Regions from separate parts of the Homo sapiens genome. Here all the other regions are linked to region 2. A link is a loop called in an ENCODE intact Hi-C map of the cell type or tissue named here. Cell type or tissue: Caco-2. All regions are shown on one strand. Each heading gives the region's core, and the rest is flanking DNA. Links, peaks and the distances in the headings are about the cores only. Region 1 overlaps MSI2 (musashi RNA binding protein 2). Region 2 overlaps MSI2 (musashi RNA binding protein 2). Region 3 overlaps MSI2 (musashi RNA binding protein 2).

Region 1 (10,425 bases), core at 1,382-9,381, 150 kb before region 2:
CTGGGCTTTTGCAAACTCTCTGTGCTGTGAGGCTGCTCCAGAGCTTTGCTGTGGCCGATGCATGCCCTGAGAAATGTCCTACTCCTCTGGGGATATAAATATACACACCCGCAAGCCACACATATCAAGAACAAAGCAGGAAACGGCACTTCAGATGATCCTTAAATTATCTGGTCAAATGCAAGGAGGGAGGGGAAAGGGAAGAGAAGAAACCCAGCTCTCCAAACTCCCCCAGAACAAATGCCCTTGAATTTCTCTTCCTGCTCCCACTCAAACGCTCCAAGTGTTAGTATAAATAAACACCCTCAAATGCAATACCATGATACTATAGTGTGTCAGGCTTAACAGGCATTATGCTCTGTAAACTCAAGGAGCTAAGGCCACAAGAGTGAGACTCGGCTGAGGTGGCAGGACTGCCCAGGCCACAGGTGCCTGGGGCCTGTGGTGGAGACAGCCGCTGCCTGGGTCCAGGATTACGCAGAACATGGGAAGGCACTGTCTCCACCTCTCTCCCTGCCAGCTTAGGCAAAACCCAAATCGGTTCCTTCCGTAAAGCTCAGGAATAATGTGTAGTTTATTGAAATAAGACTTTTCCGTGTGCTCTGGCCTTGAAAAGGGTGGGGTTGGTCTGTCTTTAACCATTCTCCAAAGAGGAAGGACGGAGAAGAAGGAGCAGACTGGAAAATCCCATTGGTTCATTCTGAAATCTACATCAGTGATTTTTCAGCCGTGACTGCTCACCAAGGCCACACCCCAACCTATTAAATCAGTACTCTGGAGTGGGCAGCCCGAAAGAGGATTTTTTAAAGCTCCCCAGTGATCCAGGGTACAGCCAAGGCCGAGACCCACCGTTCTAAATGGCTAAATAGAGCTGAGTTGAGCCGTAACACAGCATATGTGTGTGTAGACAGGCCCTAAGTAAATGAGTATTAATGGGCCTTCTGCTGCCTAAAGATTAGAAGTTCATTCCCTGCCAGAAGTCAGGAGCAGGCACTCCTTGCCTCATCCTACTTTCTTAGGGCTCTCCTTAAGCTTAACTCAGTCTTAGTACAAGAAAGCCAAAGTTCTATATGAGAAGCAGCTCGGAAGAGCCAAAAATGAACAGAGGGCTTTAAGAAAACCTAACAAAACCATTGTTTTTTTTCCCATCACCACCAATATTTTCACAGGTATTATTACTACTTTCGTGGTCACAATAACCCCACGAGAAAGGGAGTATTACAAATTCTCTGAGACTCAGTTTTCCTACTGGTTTGTCCTAGAGCCGGCAGGGGCTGGGCCTGGGGTTCAGATGCTGGGCTTTTGAGTCCAAGCCTCAGCCTGCCAGCCGCTGCCTTCCTGCCCATCTCAGGTTCTTGGCCTCCTCCTGCTACAGCCAGCCTTTCTGTCCCTGTGTGTTTACCCCTGGAAGACTGCAGTGATGAAGGTGCGCTTGGAGTTTCTATCCCAGCTGCTGCTGCCAGGCACGTTTTTCCTTCATTCCAAATGTCAAAAAATGCTAGTTTGCATCCATCTGAAAGCCTGTTTATTTTAATTTGAACCCAGGCCTTTACTGACTAACAAGAGAAAAAGTCTACATAATTTCTCCTCAACTAGGGCTGGGGGCAGTGGCTCACGTCTGTAATTCCAGCACTTTGGGAGGCCGAGGTGGGCAGATCACTTGAGGTCCCGAGTTCAAGACCAGCCTGGCTAACATGGTGAAACTCCATCTCTACTAAAAATACAAGAAAAAAAAAAAATTTAGTTGGGTGTCGTGGTGCACAACTGTAATCCCAGCTACTCTGGAGGCTGAGGCAGGAGAATTGCTTGAACCCAGGAGGCGGAGGCTGCAGTGAGCTGAGATCATGGTACTGCACTCCAGCCTGGGCGACAGAGCAAGACTGCCTCAAAAATAAAATAAAATATCTCCTAAATGAAAAAAATTGTTCTTAATTGTGGCAAAAAATATATAAAATAAAATTTATCATTTTAACCATTTTTGGGGTCTACAGTTCAGTGGCATTAAGAACATTTCTCGAACTCTTCACAGAAGGCTCCCACACCTTACAATGGCCAGAGTATTTTGTCCCCATTAGCAAGACCTTTACAGCCCTTAATTTTTTCCTACATTTACTTCTTTTATTCTTGTGGGATCATTCTATTTTCCCATTTAGCTTACAAGAAAAAACGCACAATGTTTATCAGATAGCAGTTATGAATTCAACAAAGGGACACCTGCCCATGGGAACTGAAAGATGTGGGGTCTTCAGACAACTTAATCCTGGAGACGTAGACATTTTATCTACCTAAGGCAAAACCTCCTGCTCAGAGATTCTGATTCCACAAGTCTGTATCAGACTCTAAGTTATAAAATGTCTATCCTCCTGAAATAATGATTGTTATAATAACTACCATTTACTGGAGCGTAATAGGCAATTTGCAAAGCTCATTTAATTACTGCAATAGCTTGGAGGTAGATACTATCATACCCATTTCAGGCACCCATTTTTTTTCTCTTTTTAAAATTTAAAAATTTTTATTTTTTATTTTTTGTAGGGATGGGGTCTCGATTTGTCTGCCCAGGCTGGTATCAAACTCCTGGGCTCCAGCGATCCTCCCGACTCAGCCTCCTGAGTAGCTTGGGATTACAGGCACGTGCCCACACACGTGGCATCATACACCCATTTTACAGGTGAGGAAATTGTGGTTCACCGACAGTAAGTGACTTGCCTAGGATCACACAGGTAAGTAAATGGTGGAGCCAGTAGTTAAAATCAGATGAGTCCCTAAGTCTTCTGTTCTCCCTTACTTGTGTTCTGTTTTTTGAATCCCTAAGAGCTTTGTGCAGTGCCCCTGTCTGCTGGATGAACCAACAAACACTGCTTTAAAACTCTACCAAAAAGTGAATAGAGGTGATTAGGTAACCTCAAGGAAATGGAGGTATATTGCCCCGGTAGGCTCGGGAGAGGAGGAATGATTGGAAAGGTAAAGGAAAGAGGAGGATATTGGGTCTCTTCCTTTTAGATAAGTGAATTCCAAAAGCTCGAGATCACCGGGCTCCTCCATAGTCATGGAGCAAGCCTCTAGCAGAGCTGGAACTGCCAGAGGGCTCTGGAACGCAGTCCAGGCTCAGCCATGCGAGTCTCCCCGCCCCGTGCAGTGACTCTAAGGATACTCAGTGTGTCTTGCTTCCTGGAGTTGTTAGGAAGGCTCATGTGGTAGCCAGTGAGCGCCTACCACACAGAAAATGCTCATCATAACAGACACTGGCTCAATTCACTGCCCCATCCTGGCAATCCCCTCGCCTGCATGCACACACCCATACATGGTCCATGCAGTTAAGCCGGGAGCCACACCCAATGCTGTGGGTTTTCTTATTGTGAATGGACTATGCCAAGGGAAGGCCACTAACAGAACCAGTGTGCCCTTGGGGGAGCAGTCCCAGGAGGCCCTATCTCAAGACTAAGCCAGGGAAGGCAGAGTCTCCCGGTGAGAGGTAGGACTGGGTGGGAGCTCCATTCTGGCTGAGCTTGCAAAGCCGTGGGCCCAAGCACCACCCTGGAGAGTGGGGCAGCAGGCTGTCACTGGGGATATCTGAGATGGGGTGTAGAGAGGAGGCGATGAGGGAAGGGGAGAGAGACACTGAGAGAGAGAGCTGTTTGAGGAGCAGCAGTTGGATCCGGCAGGCTTGACAGCTGTCACATGGAAATGGCATCTGGCCTAACGGCCTCTCGTGTGAGGCTCCTTCAAGTGGCGGCTGCTGTGCTCTGGAAATCCAGGCCCGTGTTCAGCACTGATTGTGAGTGCGTGCGTGCATGTGCTGGGGGAGGGGAGTGGCAGGCAGGCTGCTGAACTGCTGAATGCTCCCTTCTCCCCCTCTCCAGCCTCTCCCCATCAGGCCTCACCTACCATGAAAAAGGCCCAAGCCTGCCAGCTCCAGAGGAGAGAGGCAAATCATTTAGGGGAGCACTGATGTGCCGGAACACTCTCTCACATTCCCATTAAACAAATACTAAACTGCTAATTGCCAAAATGGATCTCCACGACTCTGACCGAACCAGGGAAGGGTTTATAATTACCAAGTGTGAAAATGCACAGCCTGTAAATAGCCACCTCATCTGTCCTAATACGGGCTGATATTGATGGGCATGAAATAAACATCAGGACAAATGGAAAAATCATCCACATCTCCTGTGGCCAATGCAGTCTCGGATGGTGACAAGCGTAGCTGCAGCCATACGCCTGGGGAGGGGAGGGGGAGAGGAGAAAGGAGTTTTGTAGGCTTGGAAAATCTTGGTTCCAATCCCAATTTTAATCCCATGGGCCATCTGCACCTTCTTTCTGTCTGGAAAACAGGGAGGGTAAATAACATGGCTTGATAATGGGATGAAGGGCTTGCCTACATTTCAGAAAGGCCAGGGGCCCCAGTGCAGGGAACTTCTGAGGGCATCAGCTTTCAGGACAGGGCTTCAGACATCTTCCACCCTGCTCTCTTTAAGACTGGCTGATGAAAAAAGAAGACTGAGGGAGAGGGAGAGCTCTGCCAAGGTGACACATTTATTCATTAAACTAATATTTATTAAAGCTCTTTTGTCTGACAAACACGCAGAGTTGGTTGCAGAGCACAGATGAAAAAATGTGTGTTTAGAATGACCTTTGGGCTCTCTGACACCCCTGTACTACGGTGCCTCCCCATCCCCCACCATCTCTTTCTGCCACTCTGATGGGAGGTGGACTCTGGTCTGTTGGGTCCCAGAGCCCCACCACTTTTCTTGGCCACAACAGAGGAGGGGCAAGGGGATAAGCCAGAGGTCACGGAGTAGCTGCAGGTTTCCCAAGCCCCAGGCCCTTTTCTCTCCACCAGCCCTTTGAAGGTACCAGCCTTTGATTCCAATGAACTCAGCCAGATCTTGGAGTGCATGTTGGTAACCGAGGGAGAGAGGAAGTTCCATTTGCCTCAGAATCACAGACTCAGGAGTTAGAAGTGACCCAAAGGTCACCTTTCCACTTCCCGCCCAGTACAGGAATCCCTTCTCCAAGACTCCTTTGAACCCTTCGTGGAGCTTCAAAAGCTTGGAGGAGCATCTCTGCCCCGCCCTCTCGGACAAGCTGCTCAGGCCTGAATTCAGCAGCAGTAGCACTTAGATGCCTGAAATAGCAGCCTCCTCTGATCCCCAGCAATTCTGGCACAAGGCAGAATTCTGCGAACTGTATAGCATCAGGCACCCGAATCAGCGCACTCAGCACCACTCAGCCCCAGAGTTTCTTCATGGGGCTTTGATGACATCCAAGGAAGTTCCTGCTCCTTCCCCTTTGGGCTGCCTGGCAGCCAATCTCCCCAATCCCCTTATCCCTAAAGTCATCCCTAGAGTCCCATGGGTTTCCCAGTCCTGGTCCTGACCCAAAGACCCTGTCAAAAATTAGCAAAATGAGGGAAGGTCTGAACTACCGACTGTTTTTAGAGGAATTCTAATTTGCTACTTTTGAATTCCGAAACTGTCTTCAAATAATGGCTAAGAAAATGCTGCTGAGAACAAACTTCAAGTGCAGCAACAGGCTGAGAGATGCAGTCACTGGGCAAAGTTACTTCTTGTTCAGGGAGGATCATAAACTCTTCAAGGCAGAGAGGATAAAAAGGATATGAGTCCAGTCCACTCATTTTCTAGAGGAGCAAACTGGCTGTAAGCAATTCAGCGGGTACAGTTGAAGCCACAGTTACAGAATAAAAGAAACTTGGCATGCCATCACACATCCTGGGTTCAAATCCCACTCCATTTCCACTTACGCATGATCTTGGGCATGGCTTTCCAAAGCAGCTCAGCTTCCTTGTGTGTAAAAGGAACACGTGATCACTGTTAACCTTCACCCCAGCATTGAAAAGTAGAAACTATTGATACAACACGCAGGAAAGCATTTGGCCTGTGGCAAATGACTACCCTATGCTATTACCAGAATGCATTCCAGCCCCGGCATGCACAGATGCTCAACAAATATCTGTTGGATGAGGACTGCATAATGGGATAACAGACTTTGTATTGATAACTACAAAGTTGTGAAATCAGTACGGATGAGTGAGGTTTAACTTTGTAAGTGTACCCGGCTTGATGTACTGTGATGCAATGGGTCGCATGCAAATAAACCATCTTTTGGAAACACAGGGGGAATGGACAAACAAACCATTCCATTCCATTCCTACAATGGAATACAGCTGGTACACAACTGGTGCACAACTGACCAGAGGGATCATACCAAGTGAAAAAGTCAGTATCAAGGCTGTATTACATACTGTATGACTCCATTTCTGTGACATTCTCAAAACGACAACATTATTGTGATGAGGAACAGATCAGTGGTTGCCAGGAGTTAGGAGTGGGGCCAGGGTGTAACTATTAAGGAGAAACACAAGGAGTTTGTTGGGGTGATGGAACAGTTCTATTATATATCCTGATTGTAGTGATAGTTACTCAAATCTCCAGGTAGTACAATTTTAAAGAATTACACACAAATACACATGAAAACTGATAAGGTACCAACACTGGTTTCCTGGCTTTAACAAAGTACTGTGGTTATGGGAGTACTATCATTGTGGGAAGCTGGATGAAGGGTTCACAAGAGCTCTTTGTCCTATTTTTACAACTTCTTGTGAGTCCTACACTATTTTAAAATAAAAATGTATAATAATAATAAAAAGAAACCACAAGGGGGCTCATGATTTCAAGAAACCCCATGGCAGATCTGTTTATAATACAAACAACTATGCCCTCATTTCTGTTGATTTGGATAAAGTAGGCATAAATAAGGTAGGCATACAGTAGAAATATCTATCCCTTATCTGTTTCTTGTATTTGGCGCTGGCATACACAACTCTGAAATCTTATTCTGTCACATGAATACATGAATTGGTGGTCCACACTCCCCCATCGCTTCCTCTCCCTAGTCCTCAGGAAATTTCATATACAGCTCTGCATTCCCTACCTAGCGCCCACTAGAGGGATTAATACAAAAATAAGCGTCCAATAAGTGCGTACTGTTGAGTTTCAGGAAGATTTTGGAGGATAAAGAAAAGAATTCAGATAAGGCCAGGTGCAGTGGCTCACACCTGTAATCCCAGCACTTTGGGAGGCCGAGGCAAATGGATCACCTGAGGTCAGGAGTTCACGACCAGCCTGGCCAACATGGCAAAACTCCATCTCCACTAAAAAATACAAAAATTAGCCCAGCATGGTGACAGGCGCCTGTAATCCCAGCTACTCGGGATGTTGAGGCAGGAGAATTGCTTAAACCCGGGAGGCGGAGGTTGCGGCGAGCCGAGATCATGCCATTGCACTCCAGTCTGGGCAACAGAGCGAGACTCCGTCTCAAAACAAAACAAAACAAAATAGACTCAGATAAAAAAGAGCATCAAACCCAGTGGTTTCCAATCTTTCTATTTTGAGCCATTAGGCCTGTCTTTCATTTAATTTTTGAAACACAGACCTTAAATGTTTTGAGATCTTTCATACACCAAACTACTTACTTTTGAAGTATGGAAAATCATTTATCAATATTCATCCTGATCATCACTGGAGCTTTTTGGCAGCGTGAAGTGGCTGGGATGGGGTGTGTCGGGGTGCTCTGTGTAAGGCAAGCAGGCCTGACATTTCAGTTGGCCCATATGTGGTTTGGGGTGGGGTACCCATGGTGCCTGATAGATTTTTTGAGGTAAGGAAGTCAACTTGAGGACTCGGCATTCCTTCTGTTGACCCTGAGAGGTTGGAAATTTTTGGTCTACTCCTTACACCCAAATCATGACTCAGATCTTTGTAAATGAGTATTGACAGAATAACCAACCCTCCTACTTAATCCCTGAGCCACACAACACCCTAAGGGGGAAAAAAGAACGGAGAGGGAAAAACCCATATCTTCCCTTAAAAAAAAAAAAAAAAAAAAAAGTATCAATTCAAGCTGCTTCAAGACCCAACAAGTATGTTTTTCTTTCATTTATTTCTACATCAACACTCTGAAGGATAAAGATCTTTCTCATTTCAAGAGCTGTCAATTTGCTTTAGTGCCATGTTTTCATCTGTTTGAGGTAAAGAGGAATTACAAAGCAGGCAAATGAAATAATGCACTGCAATCTAACATATTTTGGCAATTCAAATTGGGACCAGGGAAAAAGGAAATTAAACAAGAATGACAGGCCCACAGCACACCTGTGCTGTACCCCACTGGTCCACCCCTGTCTTCCCTCCACTTGCTAACTTTATAACTTGATGAAGTCTTCAGTGCTTTGCTGAAAACTGTACTATTTGCTGCACCCTAATTCTTCAAATCATTTCTACATTTTGCACAACTCATACAACATTTTGCTTTCTGAAGCAGAAAAAAAAATCCCTTAGCTGCTGGAAAACTGTCAGGCGCTATTACTCTCAAGACCCCCTTGAAATAGTACAGGGGCCAACGTCCTGTTCCTGGTAGATTTACTACACTTCCCTATATAAATTAACAAAGACAAATTCTTGTTGAAATCAGACTGTGTGAGGAATCCTTACCCTCTCAAGCCTAAGGGTTCAATTACAATGGAACTTAAAAATAAATAAAAGGAAATCTTAATCTCCTCTCAGGGTCCTCCTCTACCAATAATGATGCCCCATGAAGATTTTTGCCTAATTCATTTACATTTCTTTTTTTGTCGTTTTTAATTAAACTGCTCCTCAACTACTCAGCTCTATAATTTTTCCTACTTTAGCTCCAGAACTAGGGATTTTCTAAGAACGATAGGAATTTCCAAGGTCAAGATGTCTCTGTAGATCTCAGGAACTATGTGGCACTCAAGAAACTGCCCTTCATCACCACAGGAGAAGCACAAGGAGCTGGCCAGAGGGTTTGAGAGCCCGGGAGGGGGGTGAGGCTCCCTGAGGGACTGCAGTGAAGGAGCCCCTCCGCCCTAACTGCTGTCAATTTAAAATCAAATGATGGCAAATGTGGTCATGGGCATATAGTCCTGTCTTTTGCAGAATCCCATCTGCTTGGTGACACTGTCGAATTCTAGATTTATAAAAGGCATTGCAGTTCTTCTGCCAATGACCCATGTGTCCACAAACAGTGCCTGCTAGGGCACCTAGACCCAGGTCCCAGCTCACCAGTACAGACTAATGGGAGAGGCCAGAAACTCTAGAGCTAGACTCCCTGGGCTTGGATGCTGGCTCTAGTATTTATTAGCTGTGTGACATTGGGCAGATTACTCAACCTTTCTGTGCCTCTGTTACTTCACTTCAAGTTGGTACCTATCTCATAGTGCTGTTATGAGCATTAAGAGATGCTAATTCAGCCGAGCGTGGTGGCTCATGCCTGTAATCCCAGCACTTTGGGAGGCTGAGGTGGGTGGATCACCAGAGGTCAGGAGTTTGAGACCAGCCTAACCAACACGGTGAAACCCCATCTCTACTAAAAATACAAAAATTAGCCAGCAGTGGTGGCGGGCACCTGTAATTCCGGCTACTCAGGAGGCTTAGGTAGGAGAATCGCTTGAACCCGGGAGGTGGAGGTTGCAGTAAGCCAAGATCATGCCACTTCACTCCAGCCTGGGAGACAGAGTGAGACTCTGTCTCAGAAGGAAAAAAAAAAAAAAAAAGGAAGAAGCTAATTCATGTGCAATATTCTGGCACATAAGAAGAACTAAACAGCTGCCATCCATTATTATTACATCCTCAGCGAGCTGGTCAGAAGATCTAGTATTGTTCATGTCTGAGGACCTCCCTCTTTCTACAGTTAGGATGTTGATGCTAAGTGAAGTTAAAATTAGTGGCAAGGCTGGCTTCACCTGAGCAAGGAGTACCCAGGATGAGACACAATGGCCACTTTCTCTAACATCTATCTGTCCAGCCCATGCTGCCCACATGGGAGGCAGCCGTGTCCTGCCACAAGGCTGCAGAAGCATGGAAAACCAGGCAACAGAGAGGGACAGACAGGCTTGTGCCGACATGAGATGGTTTCTGTGATTTACAGCCAAGTCTTAACTAAGACTCTGCGGCCTCTGAGTTCTGTTCAACGAGGAAATTAACTCACTGAGGCCAACCTCTATTCCAGTGAGGACCCCCTGTGTCATCCTGCATAGCAAAGAGATTCAGCCCTTACCTGAGGAGGCTACTCTGGCCAGATGGCAACAGGTGACAGCAGCTTCAGAGCTATTACCCTAAGCCCACTTAATGCCCTAACAACTGGGCTGAATGAGCTCCTTCTGTTCAGCAAATGGGCAGCCCTTAACTTAAAAAGAAGTTTGTCAGAGGCAGTGGTGCTACCTTTAGAATCCATTCATTCATTTGAAAAAAAAAATTAATCAACTCATATTTACCATATTAGGCCCAAAGACTTTTTAAATGAGGAAGACTTGATTCCTGTCCTTGAGTTCATGGGGACAGAGGCGCCATCAGTGCAGGATACGTGATAAGTGCTCTAGGCTGTGCA
Region 2 (10,425 bases), core at 1,570-9,569:
GTGCCATCTCTCGCTCCATTTTTGACCCTCTATCTAGTGCTCTCTTCCTTCTTCTTCCATAAGTCTGATTTTCAATGTAGTCATGCTGGATGTTTGTGGATAAGCCTCACCATTTAGTAAAGATGCTGCATTAACCCAGGCAAATCTAAACTCAGAGCTGTGTGAACACCAAGCACTCAGCCGCCACACCAACAAGCTGGCAATGACCAGGAAGAGCAAATAATGATGTTCGATCTGTATGGGGAATGTTCAGGGATGTCCTGAAGTCTCACTAGAGATGCTGAAGAGATGGAAACCAAGATGATCATTCCCATAGCAGGCAAGACTAGTGCTCTGGCTGCCATCTTGCCTAAAGCACATCCCAAATGTCAACTGGACATGGAATAAATGCTAAGTGGTCTCCTTGCTAGATCAAAGATAAGCATTTATTTATTTATTTTTATTTATGAGATGAAGTCTCACTCTACCGCCCAGGTTGGAGTGCAGTGGCATAATCTCGACTTACTGCAACCTCTGCCTCCTGGGTTCAAGCAATTCTCCTGCCTCAACCTCCCGAGTAGCTGGGATTACAGGCGCTGCACCACCATGCCCAGCTAATTTTTTGTATCATTAGTAGAGATGGGGTTTCACTATGTTGGCCAGGCTGGTCTCGAACTCCTGACCTCAGGTGATCCACCTGCCTCAGCCTCCCAAAGTGCTGGGATTACAGGCGTGAGCCACTGTTCCTGTCAAGCATCTTTTTAAATTTTGGATTTTGAGGGAAAATGTAGGTTCCTCAATAGTATAAGGTAAATAAAACCAGGAAAAGGGCAGGAAAAAAATATTGAGGAAGTTAAAGTTTTAGGGACAAATATCAGGATACAAGTTCAAGGGCTAGAAAGGGAAACTTCAATACTCAAGTTGGAATTGGATTTGAATTGAATTTCAGTCACATTAAGTATAAACTACCACATACCACTTATGCCTAGGGTTGCAAAAATGCAACAGGACTTCAAATGATATATCCTAAAACAGTACAATGTAGTGCTGCCACCCTATTGACGCTATGTTTCTGCATATAGCTTCTGTCTTTGTCTGTCTTAAATTCTGGACAATTCTCTAGTTGTCTGGCTGCTTTTTTGTTTTTGTTTTTTGCTTCTCTGCCAGTCTACCTTGCATGGCCATAACACAGAACTGAAGTCTATTTCTTATCATTTGATCTGTTTACTAAGTAGACATGGTAAATCGGTCCCCATCATCCAGTCCAACCTCCTCGCCATAAGCCTTTCTGTTATGCAGGATCTGGAAAATTAAGGAGTAATATTCCAGGTTCCCTTGCAGCTAGGTATGAAAGGGAAAGTAGTATATTCTGTACTTTAACTATTTCCCCTGGCAACATGGCCAGGGAGGTGTTAGGTTATTCTGCAGCAATATCCTCTGTCTCTACTGACTAGTCATGGAGAACCTATTTTGCTGGAGATCACAGCAGGACAGTGGCAGCCATGGAGGCCTTCGGATGGGGACAGTGCGGCTGTGGTTCTGAACCTGGCAGCTGTAGCACCATCTTCCCAATTTGGTGGGGACTTCCAGATGACAGAAGAGACAGTAGGTATTTGAAGACCCAGATCTGCTGCATAGCTCTGAGGGCTGTTCCCAAAAGCACAACCTAGAGGTTTCCGTGTATCTCCTGATGATTTCTGGAAGCATTTTAATGCCCTCAAACAAATTCCTTTCTGCTTAAACCAGATGGGAGTGGATTCAGCTCTCTGCAACTGAAACTAGACTAACACACGGCCTTTGTTCTTGTTTTTAAAAAATAGATCAATATCTTCATTTAAAAAGAAAAAAGGACACAAACTAGAACCTGAAATCTGTTTTGTTCCTAACTGGCTGATTGACCTGGGGTGAGGCAATTACTAATGTTTGTTGGGCCTCAGTTTTCTTATCTGTAAAATGAGAGGGTGAAATTTGATCTCCCAGGATCTTAACACACCTAATATTTGGTGATTTTTTTTTTTTGACAGGCTGGAGTGCAGTGGCGCAATCTCAGCTCACTGCAACCTCCGTCTCCTGGGTTCAAGCGTGCCTCAGCCTCCCAAGTGGCTGGGACTACAGACACACACCACCACGCCCAGCTAATTTTTGTATTTTTTGGCAGAGACAGATATGTCTCTACCACTATGTTGGCCAGGCTGGTCTTGAACTCCTGACCTAAGGTGATCCACCTGCCTTGGCTTCATAAAGTGTCGGGATTACAGTCGTGAGCCCCTGTGCCCAGCCATATTTGGTAATTCTAAATCCAGATGCCCTTTATTTTCATAATTCTGAATTTATTTTTGCAGTCAATTAATCAATACGATCGATCCCTCTTGGCAGGAAAAAAAAACAAAACTGTCCTCATTCTCATTGGGGTGGCGGATTTCAAATCACATTCAGAAACACCAGATTGCCAGGTAAGAAAACTTCATTTTCAACTGGAGCTGGACATCTCCTTTAAAGCGTGAATAGGGGCGATGAACAGTACACCCTTTTATAGTTTCTTCTAGAAAGGGGAACACTACTATTGGTTTCTGTATCATTTATATTTTTTACAGCAGAAAGTATTCATTGATAATAAAATGTGTAATAAAAGAAACAGAAAATAGGCACAGCTTGTTTTCAAATTTCTGTTCATCTGTAACTTTTTTCCTCCAAAAAGAGAAAACATATCAATATGTTGACTATAATTATTTCTGTGTGGTGAGATCTCAGGTTTCATTTTATTTTTCCTACTTTTTGACATTTTCCAAATTTGCCACATTTGTAAACCCAAGCGGTAAAAAGACAGCAGGAATCTTCCTCATTCTCTTCCCTCTTCCCACATCTGTGGTGGCGGTTTCTTGGAACAGTTACACTGAAAGTTCTGATTCAGAGGAAAACTATTTCCATCTTCAAACTTGGATAAATGTTAACCAAATAAGATACACAGGTGGGTAGGTCAGTGTGTTGAAGATAAGTAGGTAAGTAAACAAATAAACCCGAAAGAGAGAGCTTTGCCAAACTACACTGAAGAGGGCTGTTTAAAATAAGCAATTCAAGTTGATCCAAGAAACCCCAATCTTTTTAAATTAAGCCTTCCCCTTCAGCACATATAAAAATGTTTACCATAAACACATCATTTTTACAAAAACAGTAATTTTTTTTAAATTAAGTTAATCTCTCAAACTTTTGGTGAGGTTAGAAAATAGTACCATTCTCCTTATCGGGAGGGCCAATGTAAGATAAAAAAAATTTTAAGAGATTATATATAAGTATATATATTACAAATTTTTTGATATTGTAAAGGAGATTATATATCTCATATATATAAGCTCCTTTATATATTTTTCATATATATTTATATGTAAAATCTCCTTCAAAATATCCATAGCCTTTAACCCCAAAATTCCACTTCTAGGTAAACATATTAAGGAAGTGATCAGAGATGTTGCTAAGGGGTTATGTACAAGGATATTCCACAATGTTACTTATAATAATAATAATAAATCACTAACCAGCTAACTATTCAATAACAGGCTTTGGTCAAATAAAGTATAATTGTAAGTCACAACACCACATAGACAATAAAAACCACAACATAAAAACAGTGAATGAGGAAAATATGATAAAGTTATAAAGGCAGGTTAGCCAATGATTTGTGTGTGTGTGTGTGTGTGTATACCTGTGTCTCTATATAATTTTTTGCCCTTTTTTTTTTTTGCCATGAAAAAGGACAGAAAAAAATGTACCGAAATGTTCATAGCAGTTATCTCTGAATGGTAAATAGTGGCGTTGGGGGGATTTTTACTTAGTTCTTGCAGTTTTCCAAAATTTTCCCAAGTGTTTGTGATTGGAGGAACATGGCAGAAGCAGTAATCAATGTTCTAAATAAACAAACTGCCCAAGTCTCTCCTTTCTGTAAACGTCTAAGTTGGAGTTAAAAACATTTTTATCACAGACCAATCTCGTAATTTTACCCCATCAACTGGCTGAATGGAATAAACATTACAACCTTGCCATGTTTTGTGGCTGGAGTGGTGTTTTATTCTGTTTTTTAATTAATTAATTTGAGTCACGAGCATTTGAGATGTATCTATTTTACGGGGCTGAAATTTACATTTATCTCCTTTTTAAAAGCCCATTTAGCAAATTAACAAGAAAACAGCAACACTCAGGGAAGATACTGAGCCTACTGCATGCGTCATATATAAAAGAGCGACTATATAATTGACCTTACAGGATTCTCCTGCGGATCAAATCAGATTGTCTTGTAAGGAACTCTGGAAAAAATAAAATGCTATATAAGTCACAGTGAAATATTAACATTAACATTTAAAGTCCAGCTGTTTGGTGACTTCAACACAGGGTTTCTTCACTCTAATAAGGCCATTCATGTCTGAGCACCAGGGATCTGTGCATCCTGACCCTCAGTGCAAAGCTGTATGTGGCTGTGTTGTAGCGCAAGTCTCTGGGTAAAGGGTCCATAACTTTCCCAGCATGATCCCTGGGCCCAGTCAGGTTAGAAACACAGCTCACAGAGGTTAAATCCATCACCTGGTGCTGAGGAGTGTTACCTAGCCATCAAAGCAGGCGTAGCAGAATCTCAACTTAAAACCTAACAGAAACATCTTGTGGTCAACTGGCCATCATTGAATCCCAGGAGTCTCATTCCAGTCTTAGGACTAACTCCTGATAACACCCCCAGACCTGGTCTCTGGGCAGAAAAGAACATGAGAGAGCAACAGAGGCCACAGATGGGACAGCAGCCTTGGGTCAAACACTGGAAGGCAAAAGGCCTTTCCAAAGGGCCCTTTCTTGCTACCAGGACTCTGTGATATTGCAAAACAGAATGGCATTTCTTCTATTTGGAAAGATATACGTAATCCTACTCTTTGCTGATTCACACTGTCCTTTTCCACAATCTAGCTGCATTTGTGAGGTTCTGCCTAAATGTTTAAGATATTTCGATTAAAAACGCAAACAGCAGCAACAATCACAAGACCTTAGGCACCAGGGCAGGCCTGGGCAGGAAAGAACACACAGATTCCCCTTCCACTAACCTCAGCTTTCACGGCTACTCAAACCAATGGCTTGAAATTAACTCACTCAGTTAATCATTCAAACTCATGGGCTGGGCAAATTTTAACGTTTCATTGTTGGTTTACAATTAACCCAGCGACAGTGTTTTAAGGTGTTTGATTTTTAATTAGTCTACTGATTTGCCAGTCTGGTTAACAATCCTTTATCCCTGTGCCCTTTATTCTGTCTTCTATTCTTGTTAAGAAATGAAGAGCAGAGATTACTCTGGCTCTTTTCTCCTGGAAACCACTCCAGACTATGGCCCCTTCCTTTCCCAGGGACACAGGATATGGAGTTAAGAACAGAAGGCATGAGGCCTGAACACCAGGATTCTGTGTGACCTTGGGCAAATTAAGGTAACCTCTCTGTGCCTCTGTTTCTTCATCTATAAAATGGGATGACAGCTTTTACTCACAGGAACAGCGTGACCATTAAATGAGATGAGTCACAAAAAACCCTCAGATCAGCACCTGGCACACATGTGGGCCCTGGGCCCCTCTTTTCCCTTCCTTAGTAGTTCAGAAGCTTTACGATTTCTTAATCTGAACATGTCAGTATCTTCCTTTGCAAAACCAAGAGCAGCTGAGAAAGTGTGTGCCCCATGGAATACTTTCTAGGAACAAAACCAGAATGAATTATTCATCAACAGGAGGGTCCCTTTCCCTGGCAGATTTAAGCATGCCTATTAAGTAAGGTCTGTCCAACCTGCTTTATTCCTAAGAGGACAAACAGGCTCAAAGACTCAAGACCCTTCCCAAGGTCATGCTGCTTAGAATCCAAGGTCCCCGAGCTACAACTGGCTGCCCCTCTCATTATGCTGTATTCTTGCCCCTTTCCCCACTGTAGGTTGATAGATGGTGTAAAGAAGGAATGGTATGTGTCCAGTGACACCTGCTGCCATTCTGGCATAGCTGACAGGGTGGCATAACCCTGGCTTGCTGCAGGACAACTGTGACGTCACTCTCAACAAAAGAACCGAAAATGGTACAAACAGCACCCTGTCATTCCCACCACCAGAGGTAAACAATGCTACCAACCATCAGTAGAGCAAAGCACACCTGGGAACTAGCTTCACCAGTATTTCCATAAACCTCACCAAATGACTCTGAGATGCAGCCTATTTTGGAAATTCCCAGTAGAAAAAAATCTCATGGTGAGGCCAGGGTGACCCTATTTCTGACCCCCACAGACTGGGGAGGAAAAGCTGACACACTGATATTTCAGGCATGCCGTTCCTTCCTTCTAGAATGCTTTTTCCTTCCTTGTCTCTCTGGTAAACTTCTATTCATCCTTCAAAACCGAGGTAAGAAAACCACTTGTCTTGAAAGCCTTCCCTGACAATCTCCTCTCCAGCTCACTCACAAGCACCTGTTATCTACCCCTAGAGCTCTGCCTACCTTAGTACCTAGCATATAACTTCAACTTGCCACTTATCTGCCGATATTCTAATTCTGCGGTTCTGAAAATCTTTGATGTCATGACACCTTTTCCCTCTTAAAACATGAGGACCACCAAAGAGAATTATGTGTGTTATATCTCTCAATATTTATCATATTAGAAATCAAAATTGAGACTTTTTTGTTTTTGTTTTTTTGGAGTCACAGTCTCACTCCGTCACCCAGGTGGGAGCACAGTGGTGAGATCTCTGCTCACTACAACCTCTGCCTCCTGGGTTCAAGGGTTCTCCTGCCTCAGTCTCCCGAGTAGCTGGGATTACAGGCGCCCACCACCATGACCAGCTAATTTTTGTATTTTTAGTAGAGACGGTGTTTTGCCATTTTGGCCAGGCTGCTCTCAAACTCCTGACCCCAAGCAATCCGCCCGCCTCAGCCTCCCAAAGTGCTGGGAGCCTCCCAAAGTGCATGAGCCACCACGCTCAGCCAAAATTGAGACATTTTTAAACACAGAAATACACATATTCCATTAGCCACCAGAACTATGATGTCAACAGAGGTCATGTAGCCTATGAAAAATTCTACTGTATATTCATAAAAGGATGAGAATGAAAAACACAAAGTCTTAAAATTATTATTTAAGAAACTTCGTCACAGACTCTTTGAAAGGTTATCAGGAATGCCCAGGGGTCCCGAACCACAATTTGGGTACCACTGTTCTAGTTCATTCATTTAGCTGCTTGAGGACAGGGTCTTTATCTTACATATGTCTGTGAAATGCTTTTGATAACCACCTAAGACCCAGGAACCCTACAAAACCACCTGTGGCTCCCCATCACTGGAAGAGAACTTGCGGCACCCTCCGTCTCCTACCCAGGCCTCCAGGATGCCACACAGCTGTAAGAGGGATGGCCTGGTGGCAGCATGGTACCTCTACACACACAGGCCTTCACAATGGCAACTCCAACCCTCTCTCCCGGAGTGAAGCATCTCTGCAGATAAGCTTCAACTCGGGGGATGAGCACTCATGACATTTATTTATAAAAGGTTTCTCCCTGGAGAATTAAGGGTACCTTGCAGGTAGGGATTTAAGATGCTCTGATTTTCTTTCCACTGATCCCCCTTAATAAGCCTCCAGGGAGGGGCCCAGGAGCTCGGTCTGCTGTTCCTAAGCTACAGGAAAAGCCTGAGGCAGCTTTGAGGAAAGGGGCTGTTCCGGCCCAATGGGGCAGGCCATGGAACCAAAGGCCTCTCCAAGGCCCAAGAGTCTTCCTGAATCCTCAGCCAAGACAACAACATCACAAGGACCAACCGTATATTAACTGCTCACAACATATACCTCATTCAGTTCAGCTGAGATCCCTTCAGAAGGGAAGCAGATGGGAGACACTCCAGACCTCCCCCATCTACTGAGTTAATATTCCACTTGTATCTCCTGATACAACTTAAAATTTGAAGGAAAAAAAAACATTTTAATCACAATTCAGAAAAACACACCCACGCATCTTGTTCACCAAGCGTGAAGCCATTCCCCTCAGTGTAGCTTCGTCTGTGCTCTCCAACAGATAGTGGAGGAGAAGGAAATGTCATTTTCATACCAAAATGCTGCCTCATTCTTCCCCTTCAGGGCCCCTACCTGGGTGTGTGTTTGCAAGTCTAATTTAGATATCACTATTTGTATACACTTTCGAGCTTGGAAAACAAGCCAATAGTTCAGAGGAGCCAAGGCAAACTCAATCTGACAGCCACAGCCCTGACGGCTGCCAAGTCTGATTGACTAGTTGGATATATTTAGATAGGAGAGAGGAGGGGGATCAAACACTGTTGTGCCTCTGAACTCAAGAATACTGTGTTGGTAACGACAGACTAGCAAATAAACAGCCAACAGCCATTCAGCCACATCATCTGGTATCCCAGGCACAGGATCCTCGCCTCCGTAAATTACGTGCAATTTCAAAAGCCACCCACGCTATGGCAAAAATAAATAAATAAAAGGCAATTAGAAAGGGTTCTGCAGTGGCATTCCCCACAGCTACTCGTTAGAAATAAACAAACAAATAAGTAAATATGATCTGTTCCTTGGCTGTCCCCACCTCTTCGCTCCTCCCCTTTGCTTTCCTGTTCCAGGACAACCCGTAGGGAGCAAAGACAAGGCCAAGGGTACCCAGTGAGGTCCTGAGCCCTGGCTGCTGCTTTTGCAAAGGTTCTGTTGTAAACTTGGCCCTCTCCACCTCTACTATATGTGTAAAAATAAAAAGTTAGGGGTTGTCTCTCATTTCTTCTTTCCTTCACGGGGTGGAAATTTAAGAGCAGCATGTGGTCAGAGTTATGAATTACAGAATGTGTCTCCAAGTCTCCAAGTCATTCAAACGTGTGATCCCTTCAGGGGAGGGAAGAGGCGTGAGAAGGGCCCAGGCTGGGGGAGACAGATGCTGTCCAGCACAGAAACCCACCCCACCGGTGGTCTCGGACCTGGGGCCAGCAGATTTACCTTCAGTCCACCTCAACTTCCCCAACTGAAAAGTTGGGATAATAATAGCCAACGCTGGGCATGGTGGCTCATGCTTGTAATCCCAGCACTTTGGGAGGCCGAAACGGGTGGGGCTGCTTGAGCTCAGGAGCTCAAGACTAGCCTGGGCAACACGGCAAGACCCTGTCTCTACTAAGAATACAAGAAAATAGCCTGGCATGGTACACAACGGTGGTCCCAGCTATTCGGGAGGTTGAGGTGGGAGGCTCCCTTGATCCGGGGGAGGCAGAAGTTGCAGTGAGTCGATATCACACCCACTGCATCCAGCCTGGGTGACAGAGCGAGACTCTGTCTCAAAAAAAATAGTCAACATTGGGAAGATTCATTTACTGAGACTCTACTATGTGCCACAATCTGTAGAAGATACTGAGATACATCTAGGAATAAAGTAAGGGTTAGACAAGATGGGCTGTATAAGGTTCTGAACAGCACCAGGTATACTGTCCAGTAAGTGCACAATATGTGGAAGCTCATCTCCCAGGACAACATTCTCTGTTTGCTCATTGCCAGCCTTTCTCACACTATCTCCTCCCCCACATGGCCTTCTATTGGGTCTTCTGGTACACTGAGCCGTGAGCTCACTATCCCCTCTGCCAAGAAGGCTCCTCCCATCCCTCCTAATGCTAAGTCATTTCTCAGAGAAACCCTCCTAATGTCTCCCAGTAGACACTCCCAGGTCACCCTCTACCCTGCCTGCAGAACACCCATCCCAACTTGTACTGATACAGCTACTCATAGGATCCGTGCAGTATCTGTTCCCCACACTTTCCTGTGAGCTCCACGCAGGCAGGAATAGTGTCTTCCTTCACCACTGAACTTCCCCTTAGCATTTAGAAAAGCTAAGGTACCTAATGCATATTTGTTGGTAGAACAAACGAATGGATGAAATAACCATTTAAAGTAGGTAGCCCAGATGTGCTCAACTGCCTCTCCTCCAGCTTTAGAAACATCATGTTTCACAGAACTAGTCCCAAAGCAAGGTATATAAAAAACCATTGTGCCTCAGTTTTCTCATCTGCAAAATGAAGTTCTGGTAAACACCCAAGATCTTCAGGTTTCCTTTCAAATGAAATCTCAACACAGGATACATTTCTCTGCACATGACTGGATGTTTGGAGATCGCAAATATTTTCTTACGAAATAAAAGTAAGTTAGCTGGGTATCTACTATTAACAGACAGGAAGCAAGTTCTGAAAAACAGAGGTTTTTGTTCAGTGTGGTTTTTATTTTTTTAAAGAACAAATAAATTGAGACTTTTGTTTTGGGCAAAAATCCTGTGCCATGGAGGAAGAAAGTCAGCAATGCTAAAAAGGAAAAAGAAAAAAAAAATGAATAAATAAATAACCCAGCCATCTCTGAGCAACACATCCGGGTTAGCAGAGCAGAAAAGGACACACAGGCCCGAAGAAATCCTATTGTTTCTGT
Region 3 (10,425 bases), core at 1,189-9,188, 77 kb after region 2:
ATAGTGAGTGATTCCTCTGATAAATCTGGACATAGTGAAAGGAAGCCCTTCTGGAAAGCATTCACCACTCTAGATGCCATTAAAAAATTTGTGACTTATGGAGAAAGTAAAAAAAAAAAAAAATCAGCATTAACAGAAGTTTAAAAGAAGTTTATTCCAACCCTCATGCATGATTTTGAGGGGTTCAAGATTTCAGTGCAGGAAATAACTGCAGATGTGGTGGAAAGAGCAAGGGAACTGTAAGCAGAGCCTAAGATGTGACTGAATTGCGGCAATCTCATGATAAAACTTGAATGATGAGGAGTTGCTTCTTATGGATGAGCAAAGAAAGTAATTTCTTCAGACGGAATCTACTCCTGGTGAAGATGTGCACGTTGTTGGGAAGGTAACAAAGGATTAATAATATTACCTAAAAGTAGGTGAAAAAGCAGCTGCAGGGTTTGAGAGGACTGACTGCAATCTTGAAAGAAGTTCTACTGTGGGTAAAATGCTATCAAACAGCATTGCATGCTACAGAGAAATATTTCGTGAAAGGAAGAGTCAATCAATGTAGCAAACTTCATCATTGTCTTATTTTAAAGAAATTGCCACAACCACCCCAACCTTCTGCAACCACCACCCTGATCAGTCAGCAGCCATCAACATTGAGGCAAGACCCTCCACCAGCAAAAAGACTATGACTTGCTAAAGGCTCAGATTTTTGTCAATTTTTTTTTATCAAATGTATTTTTTAATTGAGGCATGCACATTGTTTTTTAGGCATAATGTATTGCACACTTAATATTGACTACAGTATAGTGTAAACATAACATTTATATGCACTAAGACACACAAAAAATCATCTGACTAGCTTTACTGCAATATTCACTTTATTGCAATGGTCTGGAACTGAATCTGCAATATCTCCAAGGTGTGCCTGTATAATCTCAACCAAGCCAAAAGCAATATTACAAATATACTTAAAAAAAAAAAAAACAAAAAAAAACTGGGCCCAGCATGGTGGTGGCTCACACCTGTAATCCTAGCACTTTGGGAGGCCAAGGCGGGTGGATCACAAGGTCAGGAGTTCAAGACCAGCCTGGCCAAGATGGTGAAACCCCATCTCTACTAAAAATACAAAAATTAGCCAGGTGTGGTGGCGCGGGCCTGTAGTCCCAGCTACCCAGGAGGCTGAGGCAGGAGAATGGCGTAAACCCAGGAGGCAGAGCTTGCAGTGAGCAGAGATCGCGCCACTGCACTCCAGCCTGGGCGACAGAGTGAGACTCCATCTCAAAAAACAAAAAAGCCTTAATATTTCAAAATAATTTTTGAATGACAGAAGAAATGCAAAAATAGCTTAGAGTTCCCCATACCCCTCATTCAGCTTTTCCTAATGTTCATCTCTTACATAACCACGATGCATTGATCAAACTAAGAAATTAACACTGATTCAATATTCAATACTATTAACTAAACTACATGTTTTATTTGGATTTCATCAATTTTTTTACTGATGTCTTTTTTCTGTTCAAGGATCCAATCCAGGATACATGTTGCATTTTAATATTATTTGTTTTTAAATATGTAAACATTTTATGATTATTTATTCTTCCTTGGTAAGTACTGGTACTCTGGGCAAAGACTTAATCCTTCTCCCTATCGTCAAAGAAAGCAATCTTTGACACGATCTTCTGGCCTCCAAAGGGAACAGAATTTGATCCACAGTGAGATAAAAACCCAGACAATGACCAAGCCTCTTAACCTTCCATAAGCAGCCACCACCCTGGCCTCTCTCCACAGCAACTAACTGGTATTTAAAAGTAATTTATGTTAATTGCAGTCGGCCATATATGAACACTACAAAGCCAGCCGGCTTCAAACAAAAAGGCTCAAGAGAGGAGCCTAACAAAAAATTAATTTTGTAAAAGACCTATTTCTATTCCAACTTGTTTTTAAATGTATGTTCTGAGTCACACACCATTAACTGTCTCAATTTATTAATAATCTCAGGGCAACCAACTATCTCAGATAATGCAACGATGAAATCTTGCATAAAAAAAGAAAATGAAATATCTATATGCAAACATTAAGCAGGTAGTCAGCTGTGATGACCAGAGAGGATTATTATTGTTTTTTAAACCAGAACATGTAGTAAGGCAAAAAAAAAAAAAAAAAAAAAAAAAAAAAAAAAAGGAAGGCTGCGTGAACTGGTAACTCAAACTTTGTAAAGAAAATTCTTCTCCTCTGAGCATGAGATTCTTTTAGAAAGACCAGTTCAAAGAAAAGTTCTATGGAATTCCTTCCTCCTCTCCCCCAAGCAAAGATTTGTGACGGGAGCAGAAAGCCCCATATTCTCAAAGACCCTTCTTTTCGCTGAGGAAATGACGGTGCTGTTTTGGCATTTTAAAGCAAGAACAAATACTTTAGCTATAAAATCCACTTTGTAGATTGAATCAGCAAGACAGCTGTTTATACAGAAACCCTTTCCTTTCTCCCTCCAAGCCCCTCAGTGATTCATATCAGCAATAAAACATTGGCTAGAACAAAGAAAAACGGAGTTTAAAGAAGAGAGACACAGGGCACACCCACCACCTTAATAAGTCTATTCCTTAACAGATAGAGCCTATTTCAACTTAGCCTATTTCCATGAATAATATTTCTCAACCTACCGCACCTGTATAAAAAATAATAATAATAATAATCCCCCAAAAACTGACCAACTTTTTGCTGCAGAGTCAGAAACTGAGTTCTTATTTGTGTAAAATGCTCAGTGGGTGTGACACAACCCATCTTTGATATGCTCTGGGCTTTGAAGTATGCTCTCTTTTTAGCCATGGGGAGCCTGATGACTCACCAGCACCCTTCTAGCTCCCCTCCTTGCCAACTGTCAGCCATCTCCCTAAGCAAGCAGGGCGGCAGGGCCACCAGATGCTGGGCAGGAGGCGTATTAATTCTCCTGAGTGACAGAGGCTTGGGGAAAGAAGTGGGCAGCGCTGCACAGAAAGACACATGACCATGACCATCCATCATCAGAAGCTAAACCCCAGGACCCAGTTTGCACTGGAGGGTGGGCACATTCCCCCCATCCCAATTCTTTCCTGTTCACTCTTCAAGGCCCAAGCCAAATGCCACTTCCTCTATGAAGCCTTCCCTGGCTCTCCCCAGAAACGACTCTCTGCTCGGTGGTCCTGAAACACCTTTAGCATCCTTCGCCCGCTGATCACCTGCCTCCCCAAACAGACACACACTCAAAGGCAAACTAGGCCCTTCCCTCATCTCTGTAACCCTAGCCCCCTGGCCTGCACCCAACCCAGAGCAGGGGATCAAGAAATGTTTGCTCAATGAATGAACCCAACTCACCTACCCCAGAAACCACATTACTAAATGCTAATTACCTCTCACTGCATGAATAATGGATGAGGAAATGAAATAACAAATGTCTCCTTGTTAGCCAAGTCGCCAAGTCCTTCGGGAGCACAAACACAGGATCGACTGACTTGTGGCTGTTGTAGGATGGGTCAGAGACAAGACAACTCATCTTGAAGGGGTGAGAGGCAGGGAAGGAGGAGAACCACATTGGTCCAGCAGCTGGCAGTACCCTGAGATGTTACCAATCAAGTTCTAGACAACTCAGACTCACTTCTTCACCTTCCCCAGCTTCAGCTAGCCCCTTGGAGTTGATTCTTGCATGGTATACTTGGAAACATTAGCAGGAAGGCAAAGAGTTGCCCAAGAATAAGCTCAACTCCTTTTTCTCCCGTGAAACTCACCCCCAACAGTGCCACGCCAGCTTTTGCCACATCTCGTTCATCTGCCACGGCCCCCTGAGATATGCCTGCCCCTGCACCTGCCGGCACTTAAAAATGAAAGCCAGATGCTCAAACAGCACCCAGATGAAGTGCTATACTGGAGCAAACAACAAGGCAAGATTTATGATAAAGGAGGTACCGGATCTCTTCCCACTCACTGGAATAAAAAGGTCAAACAAATATCCAATTTGTGGCTGGTCAGAGCCAGATCCTCCCATGTCCAAGATTCATTCTGTCAAAAATAAACAAGTCCGCCTCCAGAACATAGGGACATCTGCAGGGTCCCCTCCAGCCCCTCTCCTCTAAATCCCACACTACCCTGGAGAGACAGTACCACAGAGATGCACACAAGGTGACAGAGGAACTTTTTTCAGTTTCCCTGAACAAGCCTCAGAAAAAGTGAACATGCATTGCCTATCCATTTACAACATCTAACAGCCCATATTCCTTTAAAAAAAAAAAAAAACAGGCTGGGCACAGTGGCTCATGCCTGTAATTCCAGCATTTTGGGAGGCTGAGGCGGGCAGATCACCTGAGGTCAGGAGTTCGAGACCAGCCTGACCAACATGGAGAAACCCCATCTCTACTAAAAATACAAAATTAGCCGGGTGTGGTGGCGCATGCCTGTAACCCCAGCTACTCGGGAAGCTGAGGCAGGAGAATCGCTTGAACCCAGGAGGCGGAGGTTGCAGTGAGCCGAGATTGCGCCATTGCACTCCAGCCTGGGCAACAAGAGCAAAACTCCATCTCAAAAAAAACAAAAAAAAACAAAAAAAAAAACAAAAAAACAATAAAGCACTGATTACATATTCAGAGGATGTGCTATATATCCAGGAAAAAATTATGATCAGATACTTGAGCCTTTTCTAATTCTGCAAATAATCAAGTAATGGCAAGGTACAGCCAAGCGCTGTTGCAGCGTGAGGAGGAGGCGGAGGTGGAAGGAAGCTCTCCACATCAGGATCGCAGTGCTCAGGCGTTCAGAGCAGGCCTCAACCTGACAGCCCCGTGGGTCCAGGAGCCTCCCCGCCTCCCATGCTGGAATGCGAGCTGTACATACCTCTTGGTGGTTTCATACTCCAAGCCGGAAGCAGGACAAGTCATGTGAAGGCCATTCCAACAGTAGGGCCCTGAGTCTCTCCCCAGCCTCCCCTGTGGCCCCAGGCTCTGGAGCAAACACCATTCTCAGTTCACCCAGGGGTGGCTCTGAAAACCATGGGCACTGGGTAATGCTGACCAAGTCGACTGACTTTTTTTTTTTTTAACCTTAATGAGCCAATGCAGTAAATTCTTCAAATGTTCTCAGATTTACAACAGGTGACCTCTACAAAAGAAAGAAACCACTGTCTTATTTATTGGTTCAGAAGGTCAGCTTACTACTTAAACGGGTCTTTTTCTGAAACCTTTGGTACTGGGAAGAACTCTCTCTCCTTGACAAATCTTACTCCAAAAGTCAGGGTTTTCGTCTAGCGGGTTTTCTTAAAGTGGGGCATACCTGTGAGAGGGAGGCTCTTGGAGGGTCACTGTACATTTATACTTCCTTCAGCAACCAAAGTCTTAGGCCCCTAAAGCAACTCACAGAAAGGCTGTGAACTCTTCCAACCGTGCTGGCCCCAGAAAGGCTCCTTTCCCTCCTAACACTTTGTGAAATGACTCGCTCGCTCCCAAGGGCATCGTGGAGCCACATCTCCAGGTGAGACCAAGGTTTCCAGGCCTCAGCATCCTTTGGGGACCTGGTTTCAGTCACAGATGTCCAGGCACCTTAGCAACTGGAGATCCACAGGTGAGGGACCCCCCACCAACCTCCATTTCTAACAAGCACCCCCGAGGGGTTCTGATGGAAGTACTGGCTGCTCACAAATCCACCCTTCCTCCAGGTACCCTGCCACCCCAACCCCACTGGAGTCACCAGGTCTAAGGCACATGGGAGAGTTTGCCTCTCACCCCTCCTCCTTTCATACTCACTCTGCCCCCTGCTCTGGTCCAGGCCCTGTTCTCTTAGCTCCCTGGTCTCCCCCAGTCCATGACTTATAACACTGCCAAGAATTTTCTCTCTAAAATATCAATGTGATGATGCCCTGGCTCCTAAGCCGCCAGGATTCCAGACTGCCTTCAGGCAAAGTCTCTATCTCTTGAGCGGAATGCAGAACTTTTCCTGCTCTTGCCCCTAAATCACCAGTCCAGCCTCCCCTCCCATTCTCTAGCCCCTTCCCCCAGGCAGCTGTCCGAGGGTCTCCCTAGCCCCCAATCCACTGGACCTTCTCGGTGAATGCGTCCCCTCCTCTACGATCCTGCATTTTCACGCAGGTCTCGCCCACTAGCCCTCCTGAGGAGGGGGACTGTCTAGCTTTTGTTTCCATCCCTGACTCCCAATCTCCAGCACAGCACTCTGCCCATGGTAAAGGCTCAATCAGTGAGTTCACTCCATGAACAAATCCTCTCCTGCCTGGCCTGGTTAGTTAGAATGGCGGGGGAGAATGAGGCTGGGGTCTTCAGATGAGATCGGGCACATTCAGGGTGGTATGGCTGTAGACAGTGGGGTCTTCAGTTCCAGCTCCCCCGTCCTTCACTCAAAAAAAACCTATTCAATAGGCAGCCACTTAAACTTCTGGCCACAAGCAGGACAAGGCCAGGGTATATTGACAGCTCAAAACAATCCAGTCCTACCGTAGAGAAAACAATTCAAGTGCGGGACCTGCTGACAACAGGTCAGGTGTGTCATCTCCACACATAAGAAAAAGCAGCAGAGTCGATCCATCTTTCAGCATCCCCTAATGGTACTAAGCAGCATGTTTAGCTGTTATTTCAATAAGCCTTATTAAGACCCAATTTTCTTGGGTCTTCTTTCAGATTCTGCAACATTAAAAGCCTCGCTGCTTAATTACATTAGGAGCACCTGTATATATTATGTGCAATAAATCAACTTTAATTTACCACCACACAAGGCTATTCATCTTCTCTGGGTTATTTATTGCTCGGTATTATTGGTGGTGAATTGTATCCTCTCTGCTATACGGAAGAATAGTTGGGGTAAGAAAGCCAAAGCTGTATTTCAGAACACTCCGGGATGCTGATCACACATGTACACAGCGAAAAGGAAAGAAAAAGAAACATATAAGCGAATCTTGGCAATCTGCTCCTTGCTATTTTCCTAAAACACTCCCCAAACATTTTGATGTTTTCTTTTGCACGCATGCACACACATACCAGTTACCCGCTGAAACGACACAACCTGCAAAACAGGCCCACAGCTCTCGCCGGCAGAATTGAGTATGGGATGCTGGCTGAGCTGAAAAACAGGGACACTCCATGGGCCAGAGGAGACAAGTCTTCCCTCATCTGCTGCTGCCCCCAGTCCTAACGATGGGGTGCAGCCAGGACCTGACACCCAGGGGCATCTCGCAGAGGTTTACACCCAGGACACTGACGCAGGGCCCAAATCAGGCCCCCCAGCGTGGGCAGAACTGTTTCCCAGATAATCCAAGGTGGAAGACACTTCTCCTTGTGATGACACGGGGGCCCTTCATTCTTTAAGAATCTGACCAACACTGCCATTGAAGGAGCCACCAGGTTATATGCGGGCTCCCTGCAATATCACCACCTGAGATATTAAACACTGAGTCCTGGGCCCCAAGACTGAGACACCGATTTCAGCATGCCCAGGAATGGGTTCACCTGATTTTTCTGCATAGTAAAGTCTGAGAAGCACTTTCCTAAAGCCTCAGGAGCCAGGCTAACCATCTATTATAGAATAATATAACCAGGCCAGGGACAGTAGTTCACACTTGTAATCCCAACATTTGGAGAGGCCAAGGCAGGAGGATCACTCGGGGCTAGGAGTTAGAGACCCCCACCTGGGCAACATAACAAGACCCCATCTCTACAAAAAATTTTTAAAAATTAAATGGGCATGGTGGCATGTGCCTGTAGTGCCAATACTTGGGAGGCTGAGGTGGGAGGACTGCTTGAGTCCAACAGTTGGAGGGTACAGTGAGTTATGATCACACCACTGCACTCCAGCCTAGGTAACAGAGGGAGACTCTGTCTCTAAAAAGAAAAACTAAAATAAATTAAAAAGAATAGTGTAACCAATGATAATATAATTAAGGATGACTTCCTTACCCCTGGCCAGGCTATAGGCTCAGCCCTTTTCTTGCACAAATTCCTCAAGATGACCCCAGAGTAGGTACTATTACTCTCATCCCCATGTTATAGATGAGAAAACTGAAGCACAGAGAGATTAAATAACTAGCCCACAGTCCCACCTCTATAACTGGCTGGGCAGTCTGGTCCCTGCATCCATGCTGTCAACCATGGGCTATACTGCCTCTCCAAGGCCAGACTCCCCACACCCTCTCCAACTGGACAACCACCTTCTTTGGTTCTAAGCAAAAGAGAGGCAAAAGTCACCAAGACATCATGGGCTCCGCTTCTACTCCATAAAGCCATCTGGTTCTCCTAAGTCCAACATCTAAAACTACTTCATGGCAACTTGCCGGCAACACACAGTTCTGTCTCTGAGCTTCCCACCAACGTGATTCAGCGAGCTTCTCACAAGAGCAGGGTGCACCGGGCTGCCGGGCAGCACTCCTGCAGCAGAGGGAAGCCAAATCACTGGAAGCCGAAGTAGCATCACTGAGTGTTTCACGGCCTCCTCCTTCTCACCAAGGGAGCTGTGATGGATTTTATGGCACACAAGTGACTTTTTTACAAGCACAGCAGCAACCTCCAACTTTCATCTGATAATTTACCTTTAATCAGGGCCTAGAAAAATCCCTGGCCAACCAATCCCACCAGACAGCTCCTTCCAGGCTCGTCTTACAGACGACAGAGAGAAATAAAAGGGAAGAGAGGACGGCAGAGTCCTGGCAAGCAAAACTTTTTTTTTTTAATGAATTCATTTCAAATAAAAATCCATTCAGTGCATGCAGAAAAGCCAGTCCCTCTGAGTGACAAATTTGTGTGTGCCAGGGATGAGAGAGCAAATCAAACTCGTGGAGCTTGCAACCAAACTCCTAGAGGCCCAAACACAGGACTGCCAAGAGCCCAGGAGTGCAGAGTCATTCTGCTAAAAGAAGTTCCCACTCCAAAAAGCTCTATAGAGATGCTGGCCTGGGTGGAAACGTCCCCTCTCCCTGCCCTTTCACTTAACCAAAAGGGAAGACCAGCAGGAGCCGTGGAAATCAAACCCAGGGCATGTGGCTAGCCACCTGCGGGAGGCTGGGGCCTGGACCAGGTGATCTCTCCAGGCACTTTCCTGCTCTTGAATTTCATGAATATTTCATTGTCCAGGTTCCAATCCATGCAGAACAGAACCTCAGAAAACATACAAATATTTCCCCTTCTTATAGAGAAGTGACCTATAGTGCTAGACCAATGACTCTCATCTAAGGGTGACTGTGTCCCCCAGGAGACACGTGGCAATTGCTAGCTGTCACAACCAGGGAGGGATTGCTACTGGCATCTAGTGGGTAGAGGCCGGGGATGCCGCTAAACATCCTACTACAGATACAATGCACTCCAATGCACCCCCACTTCCCCAACCTCCACCCTTGCAACAAAGAATAATCTGGCTCAAAATGTCAACAGTGCCAAAGTTGTGGACCCCTGGCCTAGAGCACAGAAGGTAATCAAACGCTCACACTCCCAGCCTTCCCACAGCCTCCGTTCCCTGTAACACCACTCACTCCCAGCACCTCTCTAAATCAAGCAGGAATTAGAAACCAAACTGCACCATCTATCATCTAGACACTGGGATCCACCCTCAGCTGAGAGCCAAGGGTCTGTGCTGATTACAGCCAACCTCCCTCAGTCTCCGGTGCACGCTGCTCTCAGGCAGAGGCCAGAGAAAAGGATGATGACCCAGGAGAAGCTGGGACTCTGTGAGGCTAACTCTCAGTTTAGCAAACACCAGGAAGGTTAGGGGGAAGATTCTGTAGAGAAAGTCAGAAGGGTACAACTAACCTTTCAGGGCCTGGAAGGCTAAACAGCACACTCGGGCCTCTCGGTCCAAAGCAGTAAAATCAATGGTGTAGGGTTCGGTAACTGCACGACCTCCTCCCTGTCCCAGCGACAACAGCTGGGTCCAGGCTGGCTGCATAATCAACACTGACTAAGCACCTAACAGATGCCAGGAATTGTGCTACGTGCTCTACAGAAAGTTCTGTCTGTTCCCAGAGCTGCCACACAAGTCTTATTATCCCCATTTTACAGATGACACACATCAGGCTCAGAGAGGTTATGTCACTTGGCCAGGTCACATAGCCAGGATTCAATCCCAGAACTGTCTCCAAAGAACAGGCCTATCTACCATACCACATTGCCTCTCTTCTCCCAAACATCCCACCCCAGACAGAGGGATGGAGGAATAAAGGAGGAGGAGGAGGCTCAGAATCCTCCTGGAGCTCCTCCTGCTCCTCCTGGTGCCGCCCTGGCCTGCTCTCCCACACTCCCCACTACTGCTGTCTCCAGGGGCTCATCTGACCACATCTGTTTCGTCTATAGGGTCTCTCTGGGAAGATGGCCCAGTGCATTCCTTGCACTCCTTACGCACAATGGCATTGCCAGCACAGGACTCTGATTTCATTCATAACCGGCCGAAACAGACATCCTGCTCCGCTCTAGGCAGGGGCTGCCA

Evidence for each region. A loop is a pair of places that touch in the nucleus more often than their neighbours do. Peaks named below come from ENCODE experiments on the same cell type or tissue, not always from the same donor. Only the 100,000 strongest peaks of a DNase experiment are listed, where the experiment ranks them.
Region 1: it touches region 2 in a loop (2.8-fold over the local background); 2 of 110 quality-filtered maps call a loop at or near these places.
Region 3: it touches region 2 in a loop (4-fold over the local background); 3 of 110 quality-filtered maps call a loop at or near these places.

Annotation. Positions count from the first base shown.
Region 1 is chr17:57,512,136-57,522,560 of GRCh38, reverse strand. The region is part of intron 6 of MSI2 (musashi RNA binding protein 2); the gene reads right to left. LOC101927557 (a long non-coding RNA gene) reads left to right here. Exons shown (of 3, transcript NR_110808.1): 3 at 1-313. Among named protein-coding and RNA genes, the nearest start is that of MSI2-AS1, 91 kb to the left of the region's middle. RefSeq lists an enhancer at 10,353-10,425. In Caco-2, for the core only: no CTCF peak of the experiment used is centred there; DNase peaks (open chromatin) are centred at 3,030, 3,760, 4,920 and 4,970.
Region 2 is chr17:57,364,801-57,375,225 of GRCh38, reverse strand. The region is part of intron 5 of MSI2 (musashi RNA binding protein 2); the gene reads right to left. Among named protein-coding and RNA genes, the nearest start is that of MSI2, 110 kb to the right of the region's middle. In Caco-2, for the core only: no CTCF peak of the experiment used is centred there; DNase peaks (open chromatin) are centred at 4,765, 4,995 and 8,155.
Region 3 is chr17:57,287,739-57,298,163 of GRCh38, reverse strand. All of the region lies in intron 5 of MSI2 (musashi RNA binding protein 2), which reads right to left. Among named protein-coding and RNA genes, the nearest start is that of MSI2, 36 kb to the right of the region's middle. RefSeq lists a silencer at 9,355-9,530. In Caco-2, for the core only: no CTCF peak of the experiment used is centred there; DNase peaks (open chromatin) are centred at 1,764, 2,339, 2,863 and 4,853.